3 separate regions of the Homo sapiens genome follow, and all the other regions are linked to region 2. The links are chromatin loops, found by intact Hi-C in ENCODE. Cell type or tissue: dorsolateral prefrontal cortex. All regions are shown on one strand. Each heading gives the region's core, and the rest is flanking DNA. Links, peaks and the distances in the headings are about the cores only.

Region 1 (10,347 bases), core at 357-5,356, 100 kb before region 2:
AAAAAAGAAAAAAAAGCCTAAGGCAGTGATATCATATTACTTACAGGCTTGGTTAAAAAAGATAGAGAAAATACTCCTTCAAACGTTTCCACCCTAATTCTGGATTACACTGGGGACGACAGCAAATCCCATTCCACTGGTTCTGGCTGACCTTCCCTGCATCTTGGAGCAAGGAACTCTCACTGTCTGCCTGTTTCTCCCAGCACAGCACTGCAGAGAGGCCCAGAGGCTATAAAGCCCTGCCACGTGTTTCTCCAAATGGGTGGTTTTTATTATTTCTGGAATGCAGTCCCCAGCCCCAAATCCTAATATGCTGACAAGGCAAAAGCAAAAGAGACCTGTGGAACCCCACCCAGTGACAGTTTGGTGTCCCTCCCCATCTGGGCTTGGTGCCCACCCTGTGACCCTCACTCTTCCTACTTCCCCCAAGGTGGCTGGGAGTGGAAGGCGAATTGGAGCACATTCAAAGCCAGAGTGGAAGGGAGTGATTTAAGATCTTCCTGTGAGATGGAGTCCTGGGCGGTCGCTTATTGTGCAGACTGGATTGTGCTATGGGATCTGCTCTGCCTGTGGAGGGGGACTGTGTTTCTACATCCACCTCATTTCATCAGGCAAGGAGGAGGGGCAGGTAGTCTGCAAAATTCCGCTATGTGGTTTAACACAGTGAAGACCTGAAACCTCCTTGATCACCAGGAAAGAGATGGGGAAACTGTACCTAGGCGTTTCTAAGCCAGGAGACCGGAGCTCGCTGAGGAATAATTATGTGGAAACAAATGTAAAGTTAAACCTTAAAAAGACAATTTAAAATATATTTACATAAAGTTATATACTTCTCATTTTAAAAGATGATTTAAGGAGATTTGGGCCTAAGTAAGGAGACATGAAATAAAAGAAAAAAGGGATTTTTTTTCAGGAAAAAAAGTGCTCCCCAAGTAGAACAAGAAAAATTCTCCAGCATAAGTTTCAATTAAAAAAAAAAAAAGTAAATTGACTCTAGCACATGGTATGGGGCTAAATAATAGAGTGGAGCAGAACTGTTATGGGTCATTTTTATATAGGCCGTAGTGCGTAAACATTTTCGACTGTGTTTTTTATTCTATTTCTTAATAGATGAGGGGTGGCATTGAGGCATAGAGTTTTTAAGTGATTTGAAGTCAAGATATAATCATTCTTGGCCCAGCTTCATAGTTCATTCTCCAAAAATAAGATTTTCTAGTTGTTGTGTGAAATCCATAGTGAAAAGTCTGATTGCATAGGTGTCCATATGCTGGAGTTCTAATCATAGATTCTTCTGTTGTGTTCTCTTGTGTGTGTGTGAGTGTGTGCGTGAGTGTGTGCAGTTGCTATAGAAAGACAAATACCAACTAAGTGTAGAAACATCTTTGCACGTATCATAGAGAAGCTGTATAATTTTATCAGGATTCCCAGAGAAGAAAATGTGAAATGTTAGTCCCAATAATTTAGTAACAAAAGAATACACTGCCGTGTTGAGATGCCAAATAGAAAAGATAATATTTAGTGCAATCCAAGTGGCAAACAAATACATTTCCTTTTTAGGGCTATGGGGTGAGGCAGTACAGTGAGGCCTTGTTTAAGTACCCTCAACAGAATCCAGCCTTTTAAAAACCAATTCAAGGTCATCATTATGAACGTCATCCACAATTGAATTATGTCTTTATATTTGCAGTGTCTTCTTGGAGAGGACGTATCGGTTTGCCACCAGACAGAATGATGCCAGCTCTGGTTTTTTAATTCATATGTCTTTTAAAAAACATATCTGTCTTGGTATCCTCCCTCGATATCACACTGCCAGTAGTTTTTTTCTAAACTACCTTCAGTGTGCTTGTTTCTAAGTACTCTTCTATGTTAGTTCCCCAGGGCTGCCATAACAAAGTATCATCAACTGGGTGGCGTAAGTAACAGAAATGTATTGTCTCACATTCCAAGAGGCCGAAGGCTGGTTCCTTCTGGGGGTACTGAGGGAGAATCTGTTCCATACCTTTCTCCTCATTTCTAGTGATTTCTGCCATCCTCCCTCCTTAGCCTCCCAAGTAGCTAGAACCACAGGTGTGCACCATCATGCCCAGCTAATTTATTTATTTTTTTTGTAAAGACAAGGTCTTGTTTTGTTGCCTAGGTAGGTCTTGAACTCCTAGGCTCAATACTTGGCGTACTTGGCTTGTAGATGTATCATTCCATTATCTACCTCCAGTGTCACGTGGCGTGTTCTCCCTGTTTGTCTCTGTGTTTTCTCTTCTTATTCAGTCATTGAATAAGATTCCCACCCTAATCCAGTGTGACCTCATTTTAACTAATGACTTCTATAAAGACCCTTTTTCCAAATGAGGTCACATTCTGAGGTTTCCACGTGGACATTTGTGGGGAATACTGTTCAATCTAGTACACCTTCCTTCTATGTTGTTGTTCTGAATCTGCTGTGGATTGGAAAATCTAGTCACTAAGCTTGTTAGACCTCCTCTCTAAAGAAGAAAAAGAGAGAGAGAGACTTGATCCCGAATCTTCCCTAAGGAGTCTTCCGTCGTATAAAGTCTTTGAGCTGTAAGTGCTTTGACTTAGTGGTATCTATTTTGCCTGCTCAGAGGCTTTCCCTCGCTCTACCTTTTAATGTTTTTTTACTGAATTCAAAGCTAAATTTTAAGTTTTCTTTTCAGAGACAGGATGGTGCAGGGATGCGATCATGGCTCACTGCAGCCTTGAACTCCTGGGCTCAAGAGATCCTCCCTCCTTAGCCTACAAAGTAGCTAGGACCACAGGTGTCCACCATCACGCCCAGCTAATTTTTTAATTTTTTTGTAGAGACGAGGTCTTGCTATGTTTCCCAGGCCGGTCTTGAACTCCTAGCCTCAAGCGATCCCCCCACCTCAGCTTCCCAAAAGTACTAGGATTACAGGCATGAGCCACCATGCCAGGCCCACGCTGAATTTCTCACAGCTGATGCTGCTGGATAAAGAACTTCTGACACATGAAGTGTTACGCTTGGGTCTTTTAAACAGTTTTTTAGAGTGTTGGGGAGAAAATTAGCTAAGTAATGCTTCTGAGAGGTAGTCTAGGCCATGACTAGAAAGGCATGAGAAGAGGCTGCGTGGGAGAGGTACTAGAATGCACTCCTTCTTATAACTGAAACACAGATCCTTCTCTTCCCCTGGCCATCTGAGTTGTAGGAGACTGTTGTTGCTTGTGTGAGATTCTAGAGGGCCCCATCCCTGCCTATCTCTGGTGCTGCCTGTGAATTATACTCTGTTTTGGTGAAAATCACGCTCTGTCCAGCTGTGGGGAGCACTGTCTGGGACAAATTCCCTTCTCAGTTCAGTTTGTTAATAGTTTTTAAGAACTACCTTTGTGCAGATTTGTTCCCTGGACTGTTGAAAGGGAGGGCACTAGTCTTTAAAGACAGTGATAGAAACCCTAGTGGAAAATGCTCACCAACACAGTATGAAATGATAGAAAGATACTATTGGGAATTTGGGATCTCTGGCTTCAACCTTTTTATTTCTCTGCCAAAAGAAAATACGAAACCTCAGAGGAACACAAAGAAAGAGAATGATATTAAGCACAGAATGATTTTAATCTTTGGCAGCAACCCATATGCTTAAAAAAAAAAAAGAGGGAACCGTGTTTCCATTGTCATGCACCTGTCATTACACTGAATGAGTTCTTTTTCTCTCTTGATGGATGGTGGTCTTAAAAGCTTGCTGTTTTTCATTAGCAAAGTGAAATGGGGTGCCAGTGCTAATGCTTTGTCATTCTGATGGAGAATAATACATGAATCAGTGTAATTATTCAGTGTTTGCATAATCAGCAAGATTTTGAAGGGGAATGTTGCACAACTCAGAAGTGGCCTAATTTCACCTGACAATATTCCATTCAGACTCCAAGCATCTCCTTCAAGAAGCAGTGAAGTGTTGGTGGATTTCCTTAAGGCCCCATACAATGATGATGGGAAATTGAGTTGTCCTAAATCACTAGTTAATTATGATATGCCCAGCGGTCACTTGGAGGTTCTTGCTCTAGATCTCAGTTTATATTCATCCCTATTGTTTTAGAAATGTCATTTATTTATCATGCATGAAGCATGACATATTGTTCCACGTGGGTTCAGTAACGAACCACCAGCCAAATCCATTAAATTTCATTGAGGAGTGAAGTAAGACCCAGAAATGTGGGCAATTTGAGAGGAATCCCCCCAGGATGGCTCAAGTTGGATAAAGAGATAGGTCAAAGAAGAGACGCATTGGGAGTGATTTTGGAAAGCTAGGTAATTTTAATTTACACTCTTTTTTTAAAGAGAGTCTCTTTTACAAGAAAGTAGCCTATTAGTTGAGATGTTTTAGGGACCTTTGCAATGCCAGTTGGAAGGAGGGAGACTGAATTTTTTATTAACTCTTTTAAATCAATTTATTCCAGCCCAGCATGACACCAGAACCAAAAAATCTGAACAATGCCCCAGGGCTGGATCTTACAGTGACCCAGCTCATCTAATTTGGACTAGATTGCTTTTTTCATTAAAGCTAAAAATAATGTCAGGCAGGCCACCTTTCTAGTGATTTCTGTGGGTGAATCATGTCCTATGGAGGAGGCCTTGCCTTTCTCAGACGTAGCCAGTGCCATTTGAGTCCGGGTTTGCTCCCCTTTTCTCTGTGAAGCCAGCCTGCGTTGATCTTCATGAGGGGAGTGAACAATAATCGTAGATAACGTTTACTAAATGCTTCCCATGTGCCAGGTGCTGCTCTAAGCACTTTCTGTGTATGCGCCAATGTAATCCTCATAGCCTTCCAAGAGGGAGGCCCTATTATTATCCTCATGCCACCACGAGGAACCTGAGGCACAGCATGGTTAAACAGCATGCCCAAGGTCACACAGCCAGTGAGTAATGGAGATGGGGTTCAGATCCCAGCAATCTGGTCCTCAGAGCTTACTGCTCAATTCTGAAGACCCTCAAATACCACTGGGAAGTTCTTTAACTCAGGAACTTCTGTTTTCCAAGGCAGGACTCCTAAGAACCTTATAGGCTTGAGGCAAATGCATTCCATGTACAGGAAGTATGTGCTTTTGACACATAGCATCAGCCTCTTTCTGGGGCAACTGAAAACTTTTTCAAAAGCAGCACCTCCTTGGCTATGGGATGCAAGGATACTGTCATTCACGTCTGATGGAAAAATACATTTTATCCAAATCTTCTTTTTTTTTTTTTTTTTTGAGACAGATCTTGTTCTGTGGCCCAGGCTGGAGTGCAGTGGCATGATCTTGGCTCACTGCAACCTCTGACTCCCAGGTTCAAGCAATTCTCCTGCCTCAGCCTCCCAAGTAGCTGGGACTAAGGGACTACAGGCCTGCGCCACCACGACTGGCTAATTTTTGTATTTTTAGTAGAGACAAGGTTTCACCGTGTTGGCTAGGCTGGTCTCGAACTCCTGACCTCAAGTGATCCACTCACCTCGGCCTCCCAAAGTGCTGGGATTACAGGCGTGAGCCACTGTTTCTGGCCCAAAATCTTCTTAAAAAACAAAAGAAAATGGCAAAGCCTAGAACCAAGATGTCACCTTTCTCGGTAAAGCTGAATCAGAAAGGCCCATCTTTGTTGCTGGGGCAATATCTTGAAGGTTACCTGTGCCTCATCACTTGCTCTGTAACTATTTGTATTCCAGGTAATATGCGTCACTGGATGAATCCTTTTTAGTGATTAAAAAAAAAAAGAAAGGGGTCTCTACCCTTATGGGGTAGTGAGACATTAAGCAGATAATCACAAAATGCAGAGAAAGAAAGGCAAGCCCCTGGCATAGATGCTTGGTCCCTGGAAGCCCAGGGCAAGGCCTGCGAGGACACGCCCCAGCTGTGCATCTGCTGGGTGATCAATTGGCCAGTATTCCTGTGCCCTCCCAGGGACTACCCATCCTCTCCTCCAGTACAGACAGAAGGTGAGTGGTGTGCTGATGGCCAGCTGGGAGGGAGGTCTTGAGAGACATGTCAGGGGAAAAAATTGGTTACTATTTGATGGAGTGGGCTTGGTGGTTTGTTGCCTGGGAAACTTGCTGACTATAAAATGAACCAGAGGAGGATCCAGTTTGCTGTCTGCACTGACAGATTTACAGACAGGAAAACAAAGCCTTCTTACCGGATCCAAGTTAACATGAAAATTAAAAGGAGTCTATGCAAAGCGGAGTTCAGGACAGTGGTTTCTAAAGTTTCTTTTACTTACACAGGAAAGAAAATCACCCAAACTAGGTGAATGGTAAGTTTCTCTAAATGTCAGAACAATCGATTATAAGGCATTACTCAGTTTATAGCCAATTATCTACATTGATTAAGTATAAATTTCATGATAGTTATGAGAGATATTAAGATTTTAAAAATGGAAATTATTTTATAAAATACTTTTAAAAACCCATCTTTTGCACTGCACTTATGGAACCAAAGAACAGCTTAGTCAAGCCACTTCTGAAACTGTCTTCCATGAAAATTTCACCCTGAGGCTGCACAGGGCTCCTTAACATCCCCTCTCCTTCCTGTCTTCTGAGAATTAGGGGAACAGTCCCTCAGCCCCTCTGTTCATGGAGACCAGCTGAGACCCACAGAAGGGCCCATACCCAGGGAGATCTTTGCTGAGAGCATCTAGGAAATCAGCCACCTGTCCTTGATGTTACCCTGCCAGTTTTGAATATCCTTCTTTTCAAATTAATTGCAGAAAGACCAGGCTAGCTAAAACATTCATCAGAACCACTTGGTAGGGCAGGGGTTGCACTTATGAATGTACAGTTTTCAGAGGGTCTTCCAGGGTAGGACCTGGGAATCTGCATTTTGAACAAGCTCACAAGATGATTCTTCTGTTCATCAGACTTGGAGAGCCACTGCCCTAGGACGTGGATCCACTTGCCACGCACCGAGGAGATGTTGAGGTGGGAAAAGGAAACAGGAACGGGAAGGAGGTGTGTTTGCAGTAATGCAGGAGAAGACTCCTTGCTCTTTAATGCTCTTCGAAATAGCCCAGACCATGTGTTTGGACTGTGTACAAAGGGAGCAGCCACACTGTGGTGTGCTCAGGGAGAGGAGTTAGGAGATGGCAGCCTAACTCTCCAACTTGGAGCATTCACATGGCTGATCTTTCTCCTTGAACTTACTGAGGTTCTTCCCTACTCATTTCACTTAGCTAAGAATTACTACTCCCTCTTCAGGACCCAGCCTTCCCCTTCACCTGGATTAATTTAGGTCCCCTGTTATGTACCCTGCAGCTTGTGATTATCTGCTTACTACCTCACCCTCCATGAGAGTAGAGACCATGTCTTATTCATTGCTGTATCCACCAGCACCTAGCACAATGCTGGCACATAGTGGCTGCCCATTAAAGATTATCTTATTTTTAAAAAAATTGAATATAGTACTCTCATGTAAATCCCTGCACAGTTTTCTGCTCTTTCTAGATTTTAGAAAACTACTAGTTTGGTGCAAAAGTAATTGCCGTTTTTGCCATTTAATGTAGTAGACCACCTCTGAGGTCTTAAGCCTCATTGTTCCCTCAAACTAACTTGGAAAGAAATTTCCTGTTTCTAACTAAATGATTTATTCCCTTTCGGGAAAATGTACTAATTAAGCCTGTTTAAACTTAGGAGGGGCGGTAAGCAAAATCTCGTTTTTCTTTTTCCACAATAGACATTTGTTTCACTGTATGGTCTCATCATCTATCAGATGAGGACTGAATTTTATAAGACACGTTTGGTGATTTGTTGGCTTTATTGAAAAGATCACTAGCTCATTAGTAAGACTCTGGCCCAGCCTTCTAAGGCTGGAGAAGAACTTGATTTTTAAACAGTTTGTTGAGCGTCTCCAGGACACCCTCTGGACAGAGTCTGTTTGCTCAGTGGGGATACTGCTATCCTCTTCTGTCACCCCTCTGTGCTTTTATTCAGAACCATAGAGATAGTGGGCTGATGGGTTGGAAGAGAAAATGGGACGGGGATGAGGGCAGGAGGTGAGGGCAAAAGGGAAGAACTTCTCTTCATTTTCTACTTCCAGATACACCCTATATCCAGGAGGGAGGAAGTGGGACAAATGAAATAGAAATAAGAATTTAAGTGTATTCCTCAAAGCTGGCTTCTCTATGCATATTTGGTTTTTCTTCCTGAATATTGATGTAGCCACTTGAGTGCGCCACTGGGAGGAAAATCCTTAGCAGGATTAAGTTTATTTTAGGATTTGGCTGTGTGTATGTGTCTGAGTGGGTATATCATGTGGGATCTCATTTTCCAGAATAAGAGCTAGGCCTAGGCCATTTCCGCATCTTTTACATACCTAGGTTTTTACCCATTTTTTGAAATTGGGCTGATATTAAGTCCCATTTAGCTTTTACAAAAATAAATATGTTGACTTGGTGTGCAATATAAACAGAATGGCCCATTTAAAACAGCACCATAGTTTCCTAGGTCTTGATATCTGCTATTTTTACTTTATTAGATATGAATTACTGACTCAGAATCCATTTAATATTTTATACCGTTATTACTCAGAAAACCTAATTTGCATTCTTGTCTCTCATGTTTTAAATTTTTCTCTGGTGGTAACTGGCATGTATTAATATTTTAAGCATCACCGACTGGCTGCAAGCCGAAATGACCCCAAACATTCTGGAACTACCTGTTCTGCCTAATTTGCCAGTGAGGGATAACTTAAGCCCAGAGAGGGCTGCATATAGGACAGATTTTTTCCTTAAGCACCCATAACTTTCTTTTTTAACTTTTATTTTAAGTTCAGGGTACAAATGCAGGTTTGTTACATAGGTAAATGTGTGTCATGGGGGTTTGTTGTACAGATTATTTCATCACCCAGGTGTTAAGCCTAGTACCCATTAGTTATTTTTCCTGATCCTCTGCCTCCTCCCACCCTCCACCCTCCGATAGGCCCCAGTGCGTGTTGTTCCCCTCGATGTGTCCATGTATTTTCATCATTTAGCTCCCACTTGTAAGTGAGAACATACAGTATTTGGTGTTCTGTTCCTGCATTAGTTTGCTAAGGATAATGGCCTCCAGCTCCATCCATGTCCCTGCAAAGGACATGATCTCACTCTTTTTTATGAAGCAGCCATAATTTTCTTGCATCCTAATAGTGCAGCAGTTGGTGTCTGGGTAGGTCAGCTGTGGAGGTGATGCACAGCAGAGTTAGCGGGCAGCTGTTGAGTGCCATGTTTACAAAGCTTTGGATAAATGGGGGTGTCTTGGTCCATTTTGTGTTGCTATAAAGGAATACCTGAGGCTGGATTGTTTATGTAAAAAAAGAGGGGGTTTGGCTCATGGATCTGCAGGCTGTACAAGAAGCCTGGCGTTGGCATCTGCTTGGCTTCTGGTGGGGGCTTTTGTGTTTCATCAAGACATGGAGGCAAAGGTCAAAGTGAAAGTGGGCATATTTGAAGAGGGACCAAACAGAAGGAAGAATCTTGCTTTATAACAACCCACTCTCCTGGGAACTAATCCCATCTTGCCAGAACCAGGACAAACTCACTTCATGAGAACAGCACCAAGCCATTCATGAGGGATCTGCCCCCATGACCCAGACCCCTCCCACTAGGCCTCACCTCAGACACCCTCACATTGGGGATCAAATTTCAACATGAGATTTGGCAAGAACAAACAAGTCATGTCCAAAGCATTGCAGTGGGGAAGTCATTGATCATAGAACATAAAGTGAAGAAAACAGGACCAAAATATTGTGTTTCCACTGTGCCCTCAACTATGTAAAAAAATGGCTATGTGGAAAAAGTACTGGAAGGAAACATGGTCAAAGATGAACAAGGATGATTGTCTCTGGGTAAAGTGATTAGACACCTCTGCTTGCTGCTTCTTCATTTGTGGCATCCATATTGTCCACAATGGGTGTGGATTTGTTTTCATAATTTTTTAGAGGGTTTTAAAGAAAAACTGTCTCTGTGAGACTGAAATAGGTGTGGTCCCAAACTGGCAGTGCTGAGCTGGGCTCACCCAGGGGCCAGCCTCTCTCTCTGTGTTTTTTACAGTTCCCTCCCTGTTCTTTAGATAGTAAATAATCATTGTGTCATCACTGGGTTGTGTTTTTAATCACTTTTGACATTTCACAGTGATTCCTTTTTCTAAACACATTTTTATTTTTAGATAACTTTAGATTTACAGACCAGTTGCAGAGATAGTACAGAGAGTTCTTGTTTCCCCTTCACCCTGCTTCCCCTACTGTTAGCAACTTACATAACCGTGCTACTTTTTATCAAAACTAAGAAATTAACATCCTGTTAGTTAAACTACATGGCAGATTTTTTCCTGATCTCTCCAGGTTTTCCACTGAATGTCCTTTTACCATGCCATGATCCAA
Region 2 (10,347 bases), core at 2,832-7,831:
GAATACTAGTGGCTTTTAGAGGCTGATTATTCAGTCTGCCTCCTGCTATTTCTTGCCATCTGCTATTGGGATAGTTTCCTCTGAACAGGTTCTCTGCCAAAGTAATGGTTAAGAAAAGGAGAGGAAGTGAGAAATAGTATTTAATTTAGGATATCTATTAGTGCTCTGGTGAGAGATTTGGCAAAAATAAGATCCAAAGATGTTTTATGGATTTAGGGTCTTCTAGGCAGCCTGATTCTCTTCAATATTTTAGGTTTTGCTAGAAAATGTCTCTCTCACTCTATTTTTCTCTACAAATTAGCCCCTTTAAAATCAGAAATAGAGAAATATGTCAAATTAGGTTTAGAATAAGAGTGACGTGGCCAGAGAAAGGCATGGTATAGGGGACCTAGATACTCAATCTTATAAGATCTTCTGCACAGAAATGAAACAAAATATACCTTTAGTATTCCATGTTTTCCCTCATATTTGTTTTTATTTTTTTATTTTTATTTTTTGAGACAGGGTCTCACTGTCACCCAGGATGGAGTGCAGTGGTGCAATCCTAGCTCACTATAACCTCAAACTAACTCCTAGGCTCAAGCAATCCTTCCTCCTAAGCCTCTCGAGTAGCTGGGAGTATAGGTGCATGCCACTATGCTCAGCTTATTTTTTGTAGAAACAGGATCTCGCTGTGTTGCCCAGGCAACATTTTCAAATCAATAGTTTAGCTACTTGATTCTTGTTTCTCTGAACAATCTGAGATTTAACATGAAATGACCAATTAAAAATGAGTTTTATTTTTTAAAGAAAAAAGTCAAGTGAAGTATCAGGTGTACTGCTTCAACGATGGTGATGCTTCCTCATCAGCCTGTAAGTTCCTGTGTCAGCAGAGACAGAGACTGACTTGCTCAATACTGATTCCTGTACTGACACAATTCTTGGCCCATAGGTTTTTCAGCTAATTAAAAAAAGAGCTTTAATCAACACTGGTATTAAATGCTGTTATGTCCCGATCATTCTGTTAATGTCTATGGTATATATGAAGATATGTAAATTTCCTTTTCAGGGCATTTAGAGTCTCATTACAAAAACGATGCACACATAATTTAATAATAATACGAGGTGGAGCATGATAAGTGCTAAAGACAAAAGGGATTGCTAGAGGCTGAAGGGTTTTTGGTAGTAGCAGTTGTTGGGTTTAGTCAATTTTTCCTTTAAAAAGAAACAAAACGAAATATAATTATTTTTTGGTAATGACTTTGGGAAAAAAATATATCAAATGCCAATTACTACCCTCACTCAAGATTATTTTAAACCTAATACTCATTTTAAATCTAAGGTTCTGGCTCAGGATGTTTCCAATGGCCACTAAAGTTGTAACTTTTTTTTGATGATGAACTTTACAATAAGAATACCATGACCATATCCAACCAAACACCTTTCTCTTATTCATGATCAGCAGACCACTTTTAGGCTTTGAAAAAATAACAAAGACTGATAATGAGAGCCTAGTTTCAGACCTTCAAAGCTCAAATTAAAACATATTTAAAGCCATTTGCTAAGCTTCTAAGGCTAACTTCAACACAAGGAAGAGCAAGAAAGTCTTTTCTTCTCAAAAACCCTTCCTTCACAGACTTTCTCTCTTAGAAGCCTAAAGGGAAAGTTACTCAAGACTTCACACATCGAATACAATCATCTCTGCACAGCAGCCTTTTGAGATATTTGTCAAGACACTCAGAGAAGTCTTTAATAAGTCTACTCCCTCTCCTATCCTGGGACAAGGCTACTTGGTATGAGCTCTGCTCTCTAAGCCCTAACAATCTTAGACCCAATTATGTCTAGGGCATTTTCTTTTTTATTGTATATACATTTTGAGAGACAAAGTCTCATTCTGTCATCCAGGCTGGAGTGCAACTGCAAGATCACAGCTCACTGCAGCCTTGAACTCTTGGACTCAAGTGATCCTCCTGCCTTTGCCTCCTTCTTTATTTCTGTAGAGACAGGGTCTTGCTATGTTGTTCAGGCTGGTCTCAAACTCCTGGCCTCAAGTGATCCTCCCACCTCGGCTTCCTAAAGAGCTGGGATTATAGGCATGAGCCACTGTGCCCAGCCTTGGACATTTTCAATGAACTCTCACAAAAAATAAACTGAGGAAAAGCAGTGAAATACTTACACACATACTATAAAATATGCTGCCCAAAATGCAATTCCTGAATTTCCCAGCCAGGAAGCAAATGAACTCCTTTCTTGGCCCCCATCAGCATTAAAAAGATAAACTTACGTGAGTGGCTATCTGGAATATAAACAAGTCAAAACACTGGGCCAGCGGGGTTCAATTTTGGATGGCAAGTTTGAGAAGAATTCCTGTTGGTGACTTTTTAAGCAGTTCAGACAAATAAATGTGGGGACTTTTCAACTTCCAGTAGTAATATGTCAGGTGAGTGAGTCTCTGGAATGGGCACTTGCCTGGAATAATTCTGTGGATTGCTGGATGAGCATTCTCCCTTTCTGTCAGAAGAAAGGCAAAGAGAAAAGAATACAACTAACACATTGATTTTCCAATTTGCCTGCAAACAGACTGGCTTTTGTTCTCGCCTGCTCTGACCACCAGCCTGGCAGATTACAGCCAGCCACTGTAGGAGTCCCCTCTGTGCGCCTATGCCATCAGCTGTTTGCTCACCTCGACAGAAGCTTTATTATTGCCTAGGCCAACAGGCTGTCAAGATAGGCAAACATGTGAGTGTAGAAAAGAGAAACAAATACAACCCAAATATCCCCAACAAGGTTGTGCTCATGAAGGCTAAAGGTACTCTGAGATTTCAGCTTATAAAATGTGATTACACTTACAATTCTGAGGAAATGTGTATTTCTTGGAGGAGCATAAGAAAGAGTGACAAAGTGTACTCTCAAGTTCTAGCTCTAGTTCTAAAAGTTGGTATCCCATGGCTAAAGAGATCTCTGTCCCCAGTGTTGAGTAGGATTTTCAGGTGAAGACAGAGCTTGCCTAGGAAGCCAAACCACGGCCAATAAAATAGCAGGAACTGAGAAGCATCCTATTCTCAAAACTCAGGCCATACTCAGAACTCTTAAGGGCATCTGCCTGCACTGCTGCTCATTCAAGACTGATGTTACCAGGAAAGAAGGAGAGCAGAATCACAGGCTGCCAAAATGACATGGGAGTGAAAGTCTTGGATATCACAGAGATTTCTTAGAAGGGAAGAGAGGTTATATAAAAGAGATCAAGAGTGAAAAAAAAAAAAAAAACACCACAGACTGACTGTGATTATATAGGAGGTACTCTATTGTGTGTAAAAGTCGCATGGGATTTCTTGTTTGACCAATTTCGTCATTTAATTAAAAAAAAAAAGTGGCCTAGGCACAGTAGCTCATGCCTGTAATCCCAGCACTTTTGGTGGGTAAAGTAGGAGGATGTCTTGAGGCCAGGAGTTTGAGACCAGTCTAGGCAACACAGCGAGACCCCGTCTACACACACACACACACACACACACACACACACACACACACACTCACGGCACTCATAGCACACATACACACCAAAAATAGGGGGGAAAAAAAAGGAAAATATAGCCTTTCTTCCACGGGGTTGAAATAAAGGTTTTGTTATTGTTGAACGGCTAAAGTGGCAATGCTCATCAGCATTTTCGGTCTCACAAATAAAAATGCTCCAGGCTGGGCAGGCCCAATGCACAGATGCCAGAGCCTAGAGCCCAGCAGCTCACAGCTCCACCATTTAGCTGTAACACACTGGTTCTTCCACATGAATGAGCAAGCTTTCCACAATGTTTATCCGATTCCGAGAGCCACCAGCCCTAAACACACACATGCAGCTTTCCCTCCGCCCCAGTGAATTCTGTATCCTGTGGCAACAGGCTTTACAGATGGGAACCTCAGCCACGGAGCTGGGTAGACAGAGATGGGAGAGGGGGTCAGGGTAAAGGGAGGAAAGAAAGAATGCCAAGAAGAAAATATGGCTGGCTTCAAAGCCTGTAGTGTGGACTGAGGATCTTACCAATGAAGGAAAGTTAGCAACTATCAAAAGGAATGAGCGCTTCCTTGAACTAGAACCAAAGACCAAGAGTGTCATGTGACTATTTAAATCAGAATCTGATTCAATCACTGCTACTCACTTTCTCATTATTTTCTTTTTCATCCTGCTGGAAATTCTGCTTTCAGAATTGTTAATTTCAAAACTAACAATTATTAGTTGCCCTCAACTACCACAAATAAAATCAAATTTTGATGAGATAATTTTCTAATGACTATTATATTTTTGTCAAGTACTTAAAAAAAGAGGGCAGGGTTTAATACAGAAATCGATAATAAAAACATCAGTATTATAAGTTAAAATTTCCTGCTTGGGATCTCAGATTCTTACTCAAAGAATTTAAGGTAATTTTAACTTTCCACATACACACACTTAGCCTGCACAAAATAAAAGCACCAGGTGCTAGAGTCCCCTCCAAAACACCTCTCCCACCCTGCCAACAAAAGTCAACCAGATTGGGCTTGAATATTTCCAACGAATTCACTATCTACCTTCACAATACAGATAAAAATGTCTTTCTTTAAAAGTTCTAATTTTTAAAAAATTAAAGTCAAGTTTACAGAGATACAATGTACAAACAAAAAAATTCATACGTTCAGTTTACAGTTCTATGAATTTTGACAAATGCATCCAGTTGCATAATCATGACCACAATCAAGATAAGCCCCCTTTGTAGTCAACCTCTCCAGGGTTTGCTGGTCAATTTAAGCAAATTTTATATAGGTAACCTCCTTGGGTCCCTTTCCAGATCTAGAGTTATTAATTTTGTAAGAGGAAAAGCAAATAAGATAATAAAACCACCACAATATCATCTATTGGTTGGTTTATAATGTATATTCTGTCAATTTCCCAGAAGAATTTGAAAAAATTAAAACTCAGCTTGTGAGTAGTTTTTTTTTTGAGCCCTACATATAGTCATTAGACCTTCTGGAATCCCTGCCTGCTAATCTAAAAAGGGTGATGAGTAAGTAGATTTTTGGTAGAGAATAACAGGGGCATAGAATTTTGCAGATGTGGAGTGCTAAATAAATGCAGCATAACAACACATTTTTTGAAATGAAGATAGATAACAGAGGGACTTGTTAGATATCAAAGTCTGAATTTGTCAGACCAAGGGCTTAAAAAAGAGGCCCTTAGCATTTCACCTGGAAACACACTGGTATAAATATGACATACTAGAAACTACTCCAGGAGAGTTATTCTTATTATCCACATCCTCTCATGAAACAGAAAGCAATCAAAAGTAGGATGCATGTCACCACATTATTCTCTCTCCCTGCTCTCTGATCTGCCTGCTGTTTTGCCAGATCTAACTCTCAGTCTAGAAGACATATTTCTGCTTCATTTAAGTATTTACTGAGTAGCTACCTTTTGCTCAGGCATGGTGATCTATATTCTTTACCCACTGATCTACTAATTTCCTTTAATTCCAATTTTTTTTTGTTTTTTTAAGTAGAGACGGAAGTGTTGCTATGTTGACCAGGCTGATCTCAAACTCCTGGCCTCAAGTGATCTTCCTGCCTTGGCCTCTCATCATGCCTAGCCCTAACTCCTATCTTAAAGATGACATCTCTCCCTTTCTGATACAGAAAAAATACCTATAGACAGACTGTAAGCTCTGCTGCTCTCTCTCTCTCTCTCTCTCTTACTTTCATGGTACATAAGGGAGGCAGTCAGAATGAAGTCAGTTGTGTTCTTTGTCTAAAGCCTGGAACACTATTTTATCAGCCTCCAAAGAGCAATATGTGTAGATAACCAGGGAGGATTACTTGTGGGGAGAATGGGAGAAGAAACAAGTATTTACAGTCATCACTGAGGTGCCCATCTGGAGATGGTCCTAAAAGCAGAAAATGGCTTTGTGGCCACCACCTGACCTATCAGTGAAACTGCACCCAGAAGCAGCTGGTAAGACTTCTCCAGCCTCTCTAAAGCTATACACACACTGGCTCACAGGTCAGCTTCATGACTGAGAGGCAGTTACTGAAGGCCAAGGTTAGGCTACAGAGGGCCTTTACCTAGGAACAGCAGGATGTTGAGAAAAACTGGATCCCGGAACCAGTCCTGTTTATAAAAGCATATAAAGTTATGGAAACTGGCTTGGTTTGGACAGAGATAAGCGAAATATTTTGGTTTTTGAGTAGGAAATTTATGAGCAATAAATGAGCCAGTTTTAAATACATGCAAACATTTCCTGATGTCTCCTAAAGCTTTGGCTAGGAACTGCAGATAAAATTTCTGCAAAATCACAAATAATACAATGATTAAGATAGGAAAATCACATATATTAATTAAACACTGGTTTTGAATAATTCTGGGAAAAAGAAAGGTGAGAAAGAAAAAAAAGGAGGAAAACAAAGGAATAGAATAGAAATAAAAACCAGAATTTCTGGAGTATGCTAGGCTTAGTGAAGTTGTCAGGATTAAGTCTGCCACAAAAGAAATGAGCAGGCAAAGAGCCTGGCCCAGGAGATGAAGCACACCAGGGTAAAAGCAGAAAAGAATTAAGCCAGTGTTGAGCAGATTTATATGTGTTTGTATGTGAGATTACGGATTTCTTTAGGGGTATTTCTGAGGGAAGAGAAGCTCAGTACTAATCAGGATTTCTTAAGAATTAGATTTTTATTAAAGAAGAAAAGCATCTCAGTATTTTAAACATTCTGATTCTCTAACACATGAAAAAGTTGAATCCCTAGGCATTCTTTGTTTGTAGCAAAAGGAAGGTTGGACATACTTCCAGTGATACAATCCAATTCATAGCTAGTTTCTATTTCTGTAACTCTACTGACTCCTCTATTAAGCTTTTAAGCTCTTAAAAGGCAGGGGACAAGTTATCTATCATTTTGCGTCTACAAACAAGTGAACAAGGACTCAAGTAGGTGCCTGATAATTTGGCAACAGTGACTCGGCCTGCTAAGACTGCATAAATACCCATCATGCATGCTGAAATTCATGAGGATTATTTATATTTGAAACAGTAATTCACTTCTGGTTGTGAAGTATCCTGGCTAAAATAAAGTTGAAGCCAAGAAGAAATGCTGCCTTTTTTGTACAAGGCAGGAGGAGATGAAAGATGGCAGAGGAAGTGGAGTAGTATGTGGTCATTGTGGAAAGCCACCTAGTCCTCACTTATTCCCCCTACTGTTCCTTCTCACAATACATCAAGGATGATACATGGATTCTTTAATGCAAGTTGAGGGAACAGACAAGCTGCTAGGAGAGTGAAGCCGTTAAGTTGAGGACAGAAGCCAGAGTACATGGGTTCAAAGAATTTCCCTAACAGGAATTCAATAAAAAAACAGACTCCTTTCAACCCTGGAAGAGGCTTTGAAAGCAACCTAGGCCAAGTAAACTGGGGATAAGGGAGAGACAAAAAGTTAATACTGAATTAGAGAATCTTTAATTTAGTGCTGGTAGGGACTTTCAATATCTATTGTACACTAGACTATTTATTGAGAATTTACTAGCCCTGTTCTAGGTGACGTAAAATTATGTAATCTAATTCCTTTACTTTATAGAGGAGGAATCTTGATGTATATAGTGAGATAAAATGATTTCCCCAAGATAGTTAGCAATAGGACCTAAATTAGACCCCTCACTTTCATTATTCCACCATTGCCTCTCAACTTATTTGTAGGACATCTTTAAAAAACATTTTTGTGGTTTCACAAAGGTCTCTAACAGCGAAAAATAAACATCTCTTCTAAATTTAGGAGCAGAATCAACAGAAAAATAAACTCAGTGTAAAACAGTTCTGGAATTGCCCTGAACTAGCTGTTTAACTTTGGAAAGTCACTTGATCCTTCAGGGTTTCAGTTCCTGCAACTGTAAAATGAAGAGGTACGGTTATCTGGATCACAAACTCAACTGTCTACAGGGGCCAGTCAGTTAATATAAATGCATGAATCATGTAAGACAATAGGTACAAAGCTGCTTGTATTACAATCAAGCAAAGTGATTTCATTATACTGTTTATAAAAACACAGCTTACGGGCCAAACAAAATACACTTGAACTCTGGACTAGACCAGACCCCCGGAACTCCTTCCAGCACTTAAGTTTAATGACTGTAAAAGACAATAAGCCTATATCTACTCATTAAAACATCAGTCATATACAAGTTTCTATTAAACCAGAAAAATGGCAGTGATACAAACAAGTGAATAAAGACTCAAAGATAAACGAGCAACCATTCAGTCCACAGCTGATTTTACTTTATTCCACTAGCCTCCATTCCCCCACCATATGGTACCCACTTTGGGCAGGCAACAGAGATTATTATTATGGGAATGGTGGGCCCTGCAAATTGGCATCTAAAATTTCAAGGTGAAATGATAAAATCAGCTAAAGTTAAATTTAAGGTCCCTAAAGTACATTATAACTGAAGATCAAGTTTTATAGAAAATAAAATTTTCAGCAATTGATCACTCCATTAGTAAAGCATTTTATTTTCTACTCAAATATTTCAGTGCAATTCATCTTATATCTAAGAAAGTCATCCAAAGTAATTTTCCTACATAATATAAATTATTGTTTTATATACTGTTACTTTATCAAACCTCTGTTATCTGGCAATTCCTATAGCAGAAATGGTTGAACTCTAAAAAAAGGGGAGTAGGATAGGGTGGGCATAGAGATATTAAGAAATTACTTGACAGTTTTTGGAACATAATGACTATTTGTAGTTTAAAAAGGAAAGATATTTAAAAATTGAGACTTATTATTTGTGAGTCCAATTGGTTTTTAGAAAGGTTTACTTTACCACTCACCAAACAAACAAAAACCCTTAGTTGTTTACATGTAAAGACAGAAAAATTAAGGTGACCTTTCTTTCTTCTGCTGCCAAATAGTAAAACTCAGTATGACTATAATACATTTAATAGGCAGCTCCTCTATTTAGCTCAAGCTAGTCTCTCATACCAAAAACCAAATTTTTAAAAACTGAATATTTGAAATTATACAAACAAAATATGCTAAGAAAATTCTTAACAATGACCAAATGCAAACTTCATGTCATAGGAAGGTTAAGTACCAGAGGCAATTCCTTTTAATAGGATGACAATCATAAGAAGGAACAGTTACAATTCTGAATATGAAAGAGCTGTTTCTTTAGTAATAAACCAAATACAAAGTTCCGGGTTCATCTGTTCTGGCTGGCAAATCTTGCATAAAAAAGCCATACTTTAGCTAAACAAAAGCTTTTAGGCTGGCCCAGAAAGAGGGAATGAACAATTTGAAAAACATCTTTTACTGCCTGAGAAAATTTAAAAAGTGTCTGAAAGTGCCAGGAGACCTGCCTCAATGTGACTCAGGCAGCTTTCCAAAGTCCCTCAGCTTTCCTAAGTATGAGTCATAGGGGAAGGAGAGAGGGCTCCTTGGCAAAGATACAGGTTTTCCTCTCTGGTTCCACCCCCACCATTTTCATTTAAAAAAAAAAAAAAAAAAAAAAAAAGCTTTGATGTATAATAGTTAAATAGATTCCAGACAGGCTTAACTGAAGAAGTTTGAACACCAGGGAGGCAAAATATCATTGCAGAAGTTGCTATTGTTTGCTATTGTGATCCACAGACACAGGGAGCATCTTCTGCATCCTAAAAAGGGCTCGGCCCATTGATCATGTGTCAGATCATGGCTGCACTTTGTGGGAGAGAAGAGGATAACAAGCTATGAAAATACCTCTGCCTCCCTAGTTTCTTAAACACCACAAGCTCATATACTGAACAATTACACTGAGTTCGAAGGGGTGGGAGCTTGTCCTTTATGAGTGCACATTAAGCAGAATTTCAAGTGTGGTAGCAAGTAGACTGTCCACATATACATGGCTGCTACAATGAATGCAGCCTTTAGTGAACAGATACACTTTTTCCTTCAATAATCTTAGGCAAAAAAGTAAGAAAGCTGGGATTTTTTAAGCATGAATAAGGCAAAACTGAATGTTAAACTGCAGAGAGAATAGTTCTACTTCTATACCTATATGAAATTACTTATTACAACAGAATGGAGCATTTGATGAGGTCAAAGCTCCTCTCTTCTGCATTTGATCATTTATCAACCTACTATGAATCAGGATATTATGCTGGGCACTAAGAGACAAAGAAGAATAAACATCTCCTTGCCTTCAATAAGGTTAGATTGGGATGATCAAAAACAAGTATTTTCAGCCCCGCGTGGTGGCTCACGCCTGTAATCCTGGCACTGTGGGAGGCCGAGGCGGGCAGGTCACTTGAGGTCAGGAGTTCAAGACCAGCCTGGCCAAAATGGTGAAACCCCGTCTCTACTAAAAAATACAAAAATTAGCCTGGC
Region 3 (10,347 bases), core at 5,242-10,241, 110 kb before region 2:
AAAAAGGAATGCAATTATCTTTTAACCATCGAAATAGGGAGGCCTTAGGCTAATTAATGGCCCTTGATAAAGAGCCTTAGAATAGTGCCAGGCATGTGGGCTTAGTATGTGTATGACAATGAATGATGAGGTGTCATAGGCTTGAGAAACTAAAGTTAGCGCTTAGGTTTGAAAAATAAACTGCATAAGAAATCTCACATCTTTTATTAATTATCTATATTGCAAACAATTTCTTTGTTGCAGATTTCCTTTAAACATTAAGATGTGGTAAAGTGTTTATTTACAAAAACTATCAATTACTTTTCAGAGACTTGGCAGTCTAGAAGCTCTGGTAAAGAGCCAGTGTCTTGAACTCCATGGACAGAGCACTTAAGGAATGGAACCGGGGGCAGAAAATCTGAGCTTTAATCCCAGTTCTACTGCTAAGTAGATTTGTGCCATTGTGGACAAGTTGCCTAGCATTTATGAACTTCAGTTTTATTATCTCTAAGGTCCTATTTATGTTAATATTCTCTCATACAAGTGAAAAAAGTCATTCAAATAATGTTTTTTCAAAAAATAGTTTACATATAAAGTTGGCAAACATAGCTGATGTATAAACCAAGATGTGTGGTTTTTCCAGAAAGTTTTTTGAGATTCTTAGGACACAATTACTTGCTTGGCTGAATATACTCATTTCACAAATATATTGTTTGTCTAATGGGATCTGGTAATGTGTCAGTACTAAGGTTAATAAAAATAAGCAAATGAAGACACAGTCCCTATACGGTCTCCCATGGAGCTCTCAGTCAAGGTGAGGAGACAGACATTGATGAAATAGTCACACAAATTTGTATTACAAGCTGTGCTAAGTAGGAGGGAAAATAATATGGTGCTATCTAAATATGTAAAAGGAGAAACTGATGTGGTAAGGGGTAAGTAAACTTTAGAGCTGAGATTTATGAAGAGTGCTTTTTATTTTACATTTAAGACATTGGACACTGTATTTTTCCCTTTTTAAAAATTAATTTTATTATTATTATTTTCCCTTATGTTTCCTTTTTAATACAGCATTAGCAATTCAGCCTAGTTTTATAGGTATAGAGTACGCAGATTTATCCTGGACTTCATATGGATCAATGTGAGGTTATAATAGCACATTTCTGAGGAAATAGGAACAATCCAATAGAAGTGATTCTAAAATATTTTCATAAGATATTCTTATAAGGATTCCACTACTCTGCTCTGAGTTAAGAATAAAGTAAAAGAAAACTATCTGAATATTTATTGGCCTCTTAAAAACATGGGATTGATGACAAGTTTTCTGGGCTGCAAAAATTCTAATGATAAATAGAGAAAGGAAAGCAACCAACATTTCTGAGATCAGAATGGAAAGGTTTGTGTTGTAACATAATTAGGGCTCCAGAGTGCCTATAGAATCATAGTTTATGTCCATGGTACTTAGAGGTTCATTCAATACCTTCCTCCCAGTGTCTTCTCTGTACTTGCTTATGAGTTCCTCACCTGGTCATTGTTAGGCCAGTCATCTCTCAGAGTGTTTGCTTTCTTCAGGCCAACAGTACGCAGCCTTCTTGCATCACGTCTGATTATCTTTCATACACCATTTACTTTTTGGTTGAAATGTCCACTTCTTTTCTACCATGTTGATTGATATCTCTTGGTCCTATGTGATGAAGTATCTAAAATTTCAACTTTTGCATATAAAGATACTTCTATTACTTGGAGGATATTACTGAAGCAAATAACCTGTATATTATTTAGAACCAATGGCCCTTGTTGGAAAAAATAAAGCCTGCCTTCACCATTAAATCTAATGAAGAACAGATTTTCTTGTTCTATGTAGTATTTTACTTGAAGGTGTTCATAATTCAGTTGCGAAGTAATTTTCTCAGTAGCGTGTGCACAAATCTCAGCTGATCTGAATCTATCTGAAATTAAAATACGGTGTAAGGAAATGTTGAGATACAAGTATTTTTCATTAATTTTTTTCTGAAATGCTCTGAACCCTTTCAGCCTGGAGACTTTTTTCCGCTAGCAAAGTTCTTTCCCATGTGCTCTTATCATTGTTTCTCTTCCTGTTCTGATTTCAGCCTTAAGAATATGTATAATTCTTAAAATGGAACTTCTTAGATCTCATCCTCCAACTCATCATTTCCTCTTCGATCTTCTTCTGTGTATTCTAGGAGAACATTTCACATTTGTCCTGTACATCACTGGGTCAATATTCTGCAGGATTTGTTCTGCTCTTGAGTGCCTTAAATGCAGATTTAAATTCTGCTATTGCATTTTGTATTTCCTTGAATTCTTTTGTTCATTCCACTGGGGACTTCTTTCTAAATCTCTGCCTGTCATTCAGCCCACCCTGTTTTTATTGTTCTCTGTCGTTTCATAGTGGCAACGTCTGCATCTTTTATAGGAGCCAAGTGTCATTTTCTAAAATTTTATTTTGTTCCTATGGAAAGTCATTTTTAGAGATATATTTTTTCCACCAAATCTCAAGACAGTGCTCATTTTTCCTTGTGCTGCAGAGTCTTTTCAAAGGTCCCATTTAGAGCTCTGTTTGTTTCCTCCTTCCTGTATAAGAAGGAGGTTCAGGAATCCCTGAAACTCCCTGTCCAGGTTCAGCATTTGCCAGCAGAGGGTTGTAGGGACTCCTTAGCAAGGCTGCCCACTTGGGAGCTGGCAATTTTACCCGCTCATCTAGAACCTGGAAGTCAGGTTCAGGTGTATAACCTCCACCCTGGGTCCATGGTCCCTGAGCAGCCATGCATCTGGCGTGGGATGCTAGCCTGGGAAGAAATAGTCTGTCTTTACTGTCCAAGTTTCTGCCTGTAATCCTAGAGAATTAGATAGAACTTGCATTTCTTCTTTGTACAAATATTACAGACCATGACCAGCATGCACTCCTCTCCAGGATCCTCCTGCCTCTGCCTGTACTTACAGGTGTTTTTCCTGAGACAACTGTCCAGCTCAGGCTGTAACGCAGAACAGCTCTCTCCTCTACCCCCAGCTCTGTTGGGATCTGAGGTGAGGCGCTGGAGGCGGGATGGAGAGCAGTGGAAAAGGAGGTATCTGATACCCTGCAGTAAGCTTCTTTTTCCTGTCTTGCATCCTAGGATTAGGGGCAGGTATTTGAAGAGTGTGTCAAAAACTTTCCAACCTTCTTTGAGTCCAGCAGAATGGTAAAGCGTGGGGGCCCAGGAGCTACAGTGGCCAAGTTCAAATATGGGCTTCACCTCATGCACAAGGTCTCTGTGCCTCAGTTTCCTTATCTATGAACCTACTTTACAGAGGATTTATGAAAATTCAGTAGCTATAAGGCATGTAAAGTGTAGAAATACATTTTTAAGAGATGTTTAAATAACAATGCTTTTACAAAATACAAAGACAGTCTTAATAATGATTAATGCTTTTAACTTGCCATTCAAGGAAATGAATAAGAAATGTTGGTAAAGCAGGAAAAGCTGATTCATCTTGACTCAGTGTTCAAACCAACTGTACCATTATAAAGTCTACAGTATTATTCAGCCATAATTGGTTCAGGATTATGGTTTCTTTGTAGCATTATCAGTTCTCTATACTTGAAGTTCCCAAGAGCCAAACATTTCCATTTTTCTTTAATCAGAATCTGTCACATTTCAAAACTCCCTTTCTTCTTTATGGATATTGTGGAAAATCCCTTCCTGCAACCTCCAGCTTCCGCCAAAAGTGTCACATGCATTCTTATTGTCACTATGTGAACACCTTATGAATGAGGGCTTTCTTTTTTAACTTTAGTTTTCACATGTTTGTGAGTGAGAGTTTTGTGTGTGTACATGTTGTCTTTTGTGACACCACAGTTTGATTTGATTGAAAAAGAAAAATGCAATTTTATTTAAATTGCTACTTGGGGATATAAACTTTGTATCAGAACATCAAGCCTGAATCCATGGTCAGTGAAGTCCTTTGATTTCTGCTCCTTTTAGTATTGTCGCAGCAAGACTCCCTCACTGCATTAGTGGGTTCCATTGTATTTCCAAGGAGGGCCCAGTGAGAAGGGCTTGCCTGCACCTCACGGCCACCTCCCTTCTTCTGCAGGGTAAGCCTTGTAATTATAGCAGACATTACATTTGTCTCCAGCTTCTAGGGGATGATGTCATTGCATGTCAAACAGGGGATTAGCATGAGGAGAGAAGTCCTATTGACATTTTCATTTTCATTAAGAAGAATTTGGTTTTGCTTCATTTTGTTAACGGAAGCTGTTGTCTTACCACATAGGAGAATTTTTTTTTTTTAAAGAAAACTTGAAAACGTAGAAGCAGGCATGTGCTGACTGCATGAATAAAAATATACTCTGTAGTGGCACTCTATCAATTAGTGAAAGCGTCTGGGACACAAAGCATGCCTGGGAAATCTCCTCCTTTTCTTACAAAAGCAGAATATCATTCTTCTCAAAGCTCACAATGGCCTGGGCCCTGCTGCAGAAAATGTTCCTGAAAAAGGAAGGCAGAGACTTGGCCACTGCTGAGTAGAAAAGGAAGGCAGGCGGCTGGTCCCATCAGACCTCTGAAATATTTTGCTTTTTCGTGATGGCATTGATCTAGTATGTCTTAAAGTCTCATTCCTTATGTCTCAGGGTAAGGCTCTTAGTTCCCTTCCCATATGAAAAAATTAATCAGGAGCGAGGTGGAATCCTGATGTTTCAGATGCTTTGAGCCCAGAGCTGAGTTGGTGGAAGAGTATAATTTTTATCAGTCATTTCCAGCCCCTCCCGCAATAGGAAGAAAATCATTGTCAGACTTGGGGTAGGGAGTTGTGGCCTCCTTTCAAGCAATCTAACAATAACCCTGAGTCAGAAAATCTAGGTTCAAATACCAGCTCTGGCTTTTACTGGGCTATGTAACTGTAGGCAGCTTATGGGATTGCTCCGAGCCTTAACTTTCTCATCTGTCCAATGGCATTAATTGGCAATAGTACTTGCATCTCAAAGGGTTATGCCTGGTACCTATCAACCATTGTTTTTCACCTCTAAAAATTATTTCCTTTCAAAACATGGGCCAGTGTTCTGAGGTGACCTTATTACTTGAGTGAGTAAAGGTGGTGGTTTTCTTTTTTTCTCTCTCTCTCTCATTTGTGTCAGTGTTTTGCAAGTACAGGTCAGGTAGCCAACTCTTACCAGTCTTGATTTCCTCCTTGTGGAGTAGACCCAGTAGCTATGAGATTGAGGGTCACCTGGATTAGACTGGCTTTGGAATTTCAGGTTTTTTGAATTTTCCCAAAGCACTGGAAGAAAAAGAGTCCTTGTGAATTTTTCTTGGGAGTTTTTAGAAACCCTTACAATAGTTCTCAGTTCTCCATATTTGGATCCCAGAATGTTCCTAGCATCTAGTTTCCCTGGAACAGAGTCATCCTGTGAAAAAGGATGAATCCAATCCAGATCAGACCCTCTTGTGAGGTGATAATTTTCCATCCAGATTTCCCTGGGACCTTTCCATTTGCATTCTTGTTTTGCCTTGAAAGGCAGCTGGTGAGCTATTTCTTTTTCCTCATTGGACTTTTCATGTCCAATTACCTAGATGATTATTGCTCCTGTAGGACTGATATTTTAGAAAGAATTTGGAATAACACTGGGTTTTGAGGTGTAGCCCAACAGGATTTGACCAGGAGTCTCCATTTACAGTTCTTCAAGGCCAGTGCATTTGGTGAGCTGGTTGGAAGGAAACTTTGGAGTGTTCTAGAAAGAACTAGACCATCTGAATCACCTGTCCTGATGCCCTTGTGTGGAATAAAGGAGAAGGCACTGCCTTGTGCTGAGTACTTAAGTGTGCTGAGCACCTAGGTACTAAGTAAAGTGCTAGTTACTGTACTAAACATACCCATGGGCATGTGCTATCCCCTGAGTTTCTCCTGAACCTATGGAATATTGCCCTCATTTCCTCTATTCCCACCCCCAGCACTCCTTGAACTATCTGACATACAGGACAGCTCTCTTACCACAAGCTACCTGAATGTAAATATAATTCAAAGGAAGGACATTACAAACAGGAAATCAGCAATTGACTATGGAAGCTGAAATTGCTGTCTGGAGATGGCCAGATACTCTTTTCCTGGGTGGCTCAAGGAGTAGTCGGGTCATCTTCCCAGGGCCTCAATTGTGTCCTCTCCAAGCTGTCAGTATGGCCCTGTCATCCAAGACTTGTCCTCATCTCTGGGTTCAGTTCTCTGGGATAATTTAAAACCTACCTCCTTCTCCCCAAGACCTCATAATCTAGATGGAAGGAAAAGGGGGACATTCTCAGTTGTTTTTCATAATCATTTTACTACTACCCTCTGTCAGATCCTGCCCCAAGTCACACCTAGCCTAATGTTTTGTACCTTGACTCAATTGTTGGCCAGCCACTCCCTTTCCCTCCAATTAGGGTGTGTCCTTGAGTTGTTTTGTATCCTCTTCTGATTATAAACTATAAACATATACATTTTGACTACTGACCCCAAGCCAAACTACAAGGAAAATATTGTCCAGAGGGTGCTAATATGGGTGCTTAAATAATATGTGAATTATTATTATTTTTTGCCAAGCCCATACCAAGATTTATTTTGTTATTAAAAATGTGTGAACTTGGTTTTGAGTATTTTACATTTGGTCATTTTGAGTTGCAGGGAGATTCTGATTTCTGCATCTTCTTCCACCCTATGGGCCAAGTGCCCTTCACTGCTACTGAAGGCTTGTTTATGGCACATGAAATTGGCTAGGTTATTAGCATGATTTGCATTTTTGTTTATGTCAGAACTGTAGGCTGAGTAATAATTCACAGTACAAAAAAGTCAGTTCAGTTTATTCATAAGGATGGCTTATGACAAAGCAGCAATTCCATTTTTATCTTCCTAGGCATGTCAGACCATTTGCTGATAGATCCTGTAGACTGGTGTTGACCTCCACATATATGAGTGAATTCAATGACCTATTGGCCCTATTGCTATAGTCAATCATCTTGACAGCCTAAATTTCTGTAGAACCTTGAGTGTATTATTTTCTTAGACTAGTCTACAAGGGATGATAGGCAATAAATATGTTCCATGACTATTGTTTTATGTAAGCCACAAATTAAATCATATTTTCTAGTTGAATTACATAAAAAGCTTATGATCTTTAACTGCTGAGATCCATCTTCATTCAGAATTAAATGGCAGGAGCTTCCCTTAATTTACCTGGCCAAATCAAGCAAATATTGATTTTAAATGATCTGTATAGGTCTGAAGCTCTGGTTTGAAGATGTCTGTTTGAAAATACCTTTTGTGAAAATAAATAATAAAGTTACTCCTCCCTGTTTATCTGATTGTTAAATTTTGTCAATAATTATGATTCCTTAAAACAAAGTACAGGCTCCTATGCCCAGAATTGACAACAGAAATGGCTTTGAGATGATTCAGAACTATACTTTCTCTTATTAACATCTAATATGTATCAAAGCCTTTTCTCCCCGTTTAAGTAGAGAAGTAACCTTAAAAATATTTAAATGTGATCAAAGGATCTTGGTCATAGGATTCATGTGTAAGAAATGTCATAAATAGCCTCAATCAATTACTCATTTTTCATTTCCAAAGTTTTAAAATAGTTGACATGGAAAAAGTATTAATATGCATCGTATCTTGGAAACATGAAGAATTATCAACTATTCTGTTTCTTTACCAGCAGGTGGCATGACTTGTTGCTCTGCTGGTGACAATATAAAACCTAACCCACCCTATCACTTTAAATTGTTACATAATTAAAAGAGATTCCTAAAGTACTTGCCCCAAATATAAAAGTTGAAAGTTTAATATCCTTATGATATAAAGAGTTCTTACAAATAAATAAGTAAAACTTTAACATTTCAGTAGAAAAATAGGTGTAGGATATGAACATTCAATTTACATACACACAGAAGGTGGGTGGAGAAAGACACACATATACACATACCAAATGGCCAATAAACGTATGAAAAATGTTCAACCTCTTTATAAATTAAGGAATACAAATGAACCCAGGAAGATACACATTTTTACCTCCAAGTTGCAAGGTTTTAACAAATGATACCACTGATCACTGGCAAAGAGGACAAGATAGGCACCTTCATATTCTGCTATTTGGATATAAACAACCTTCTGAAATGAAATTTTTCAATATATATGAAGAGTCATAGAAATGCTCACGTACTTCACCCAGTAATTCCCTACCAGGAATTTATTCTATGGAAATAAGCAGAGATATGCACAAAAAATGTTATGTAAAAAAATGCTTATTGCTACGTTATTTCTCTATGTGAAAAACTGGAAAAAAACCTGAAGTTCTCAACAATAGGGCATGTATAATCAGTAATGATTAATCAATAGAATTCAGTATTTGGCCTGCATTATTATAAACCATATCTTCGAAGAATCTTTACTGATGTGTAATGTTGAGTGACAAGGGAAGGGTTCATGAAGGTATTTTTCAATTTGATCACAATTTGATACCAAAATAATTTTTGTCTTTTCCTTGACACCCAATTTCAATGACACCCAAATTGTAATATGGGTTATCACTGAGCAGTAGGTGAACAGGTTATTTTAATTTTCTTCCTTATCTTTTTCTGTGTTTTTTACATTTTATGCAGTGGGCACATAGTATTTTACAGTCAGGAAAAAGTATACACATTTTCAAAAATGGTAAGCCAAGCATTGGAGACATGAATCACTATCGCTTTTGTATTCCTCATGGAAATGAGATTCAATAGTAAGTTACGTGTCTGGGGAAAATAGAGCTCATTTGAGTCAGAGGTTGGAAAGCTCTTATGAATACTAACCTCAGAAACCTCAAAATAGTATGTGGTAGAATAATGACATGGCACGAAAAGCCACGGATGTCAGTCTGAGTTAAGGTTAGAGTAGATACATACAACAGTCATAAGAGAAAAAAACTTACTAATCTATGATCTCCAGTTCTGGTAACCTCTAGGGTCGGTCTGTGCCTCCATATCAAACCTTTATCACAGTGCAGTGTACTGGGGCTGCTGCAACTTGGAAGCCTGGGTTCTCGTTCTGGCTGCTCTGCAAATATATTTTGTACTTAACCTTGGGCAAGTCACCAACTCTCTGAACTGAGAGTTTTCTTCCAGGGCTGGATCGTTATTCATTTTTGGAGTTTGGCATTCTGATGCACTTTCTAGCCCTGCAAGGTAAGATGTAAGTCTCCGGGGTGTCTGGCCAATGCTGAAGCAGATTGAGGCTCCTTTTGGGCCAACCCTTGGATCAGAGGTGTCCGAAGTCATCTTGGTTCAGTCGTTTTTTAATAATAAGTTGCCGTGACATAAGTTATTGGAAAGGACCACAGTTGAGGGTAAGAAAGGCAGTTTGATTCTCTTGTGGAGGTTATAAAATGAAAGCAGAGATCTGTCCCTGAATATGAGGAAACCTCGTATATAGTTTAACAATGTATTTTTTTCTTACATAAAAATCTAAGTTTGAAATTACCATCAGACTAAATTTCATCCCATCTGTGGTAGAGATGGTTTTAAAATTGAGACTTTAGAGGCAGCAGATCTTTATCCTGTACACCTGATACATAAGAAAAGCCCAGTTCAGAGGACTTTAGTTTTTAACCTTAAAGACAAACATATTCAGACATATATTGTATAAGGATGTATTACAAACTTTTTTTTTTTTTGAGACAGGGTCTTGTTCTGTCACCCAGGCTGGAGTGCAGTGGCGCGGTCTCAGCTCACTGCAACCTCCGCCTCCAGAGGCTCAAACAGTCCTCCTGCCTCAGCCTCCCAAGTAGCTAGGACTACAGGTGCATGCCACCATGCCCAGCTAATTTTTGTATTTTTTGTAGAGACGAGGTTTTCCCATGTTGCCCAGGCTGGTCTTGAACTCCTGGGCTCAAGCAATCTGCCCTCCTCAGCCTCCCAAAGTGCTGGGATTATAGGCAAGAGCCACAGGACCTGTCCTACAAACTTCTTTTACCTTAACCATGGTATAGAAAATACAGGCTGATCCATGCATACATCTAAAATTGAAACAAAAGTTTAACAAAACAATGCCTATCCTTATTATCTGCAATGCATTATGACATTTTCTAGTCTGTTTTATTCTATACTATTAAGAAACACTGGCTTTGACCATTTCATGCTACAGTAAAGTATTGCAGCCTTCATTTGAAGAACACTGGTATAGAGGTTTTTGAAGAGGTGCGCATAAGGGAGAGAAAAACAGCTGCATGTCCTGACAACTATTAAGTATCACTCATAAATTTATTTTCAGCAACATGGGAAAGGAAAATAGATCCTTTCTTTATTAAGTTAATTGTGACAGAAACTGGGACAAAAATAACGTGGGAGGAACATGTTA

Evidence for each region. Hi-C counts contacts between places; a loop is a spot of excess contacts. Peaks named below come from ENCODE experiments on the same cell type or tissue, not always from the same donor. Only the 100,000 strongest peaks of a DNase experiment are listed, where the experiment ranks them.
Region 1: a loop joins it to region 2, with 2.3 times the contacts of the local background. A loop is called at or near these places in 34 of 110 quality-filtered maps.
Region 3: it touches region 2 in a loop (6-fold over the local background); 33 of 110 quality-filtered maps call a loop at or near these places.

Annotation. Positions count from the first base shown.
Region 1 is chr5:72,141,763-72,152,109 of GRCh38, forward strand. All of the region lies in intron 2 of MAP1B (microtubule associated protein 1B), which reads left to right. Among named protein-coding and RNA genes, the nearest start is that of MIR4803, 23 kb to the right of the region's middle. In dorsolateral prefrontal cortex, for the core only: no CTCF peak of the experiment used is centred there; a DNase peak (open chromatin) is centred at 3,214; H3K4me3 peaks cover 528 bases; H3K27ac peaks cover 4,863 bases.
Region 2 is chr5:72,239,199-72,249,545 of GRCh38, forward strand. The region is part of intron 4 of MRPS27 (mitochondrial ribosomal protein S27); the gene reads right to left. Among named protein-coding and RNA genes, the nearest start is that of MIR4803, 75 kb to the left of the region's middle. RefSeq lists a silencer at 5,804-6,098. In dorsolateral prefrontal cortex, for the core only: a CTCF peak has its summit at 5,906; DNase peaks (open chromatin) are centred at 3,733 and 5,933; H3K4me3 peaks cover 624 bases; H3K27ac peaks cover 5,000 bases.
Region 3 is chr5:72,130,316-72,140,662 of GRCh38, forward strand. All of the region lies in intron 2 of MAP1B (microtubule associated protein 1B), which reads left to right. Among named protein-coding and RNA genes, the nearest start is that of MAP1B, 28 kb to the left of the region's middle. In dorsolateral prefrontal cortex, for the core only: CTCF peaks have their summits at 7,680 (motif pointing right) and 7,881; no DNase peak of the experiment used is centred there; H3K27ac peaks cover 950 bases.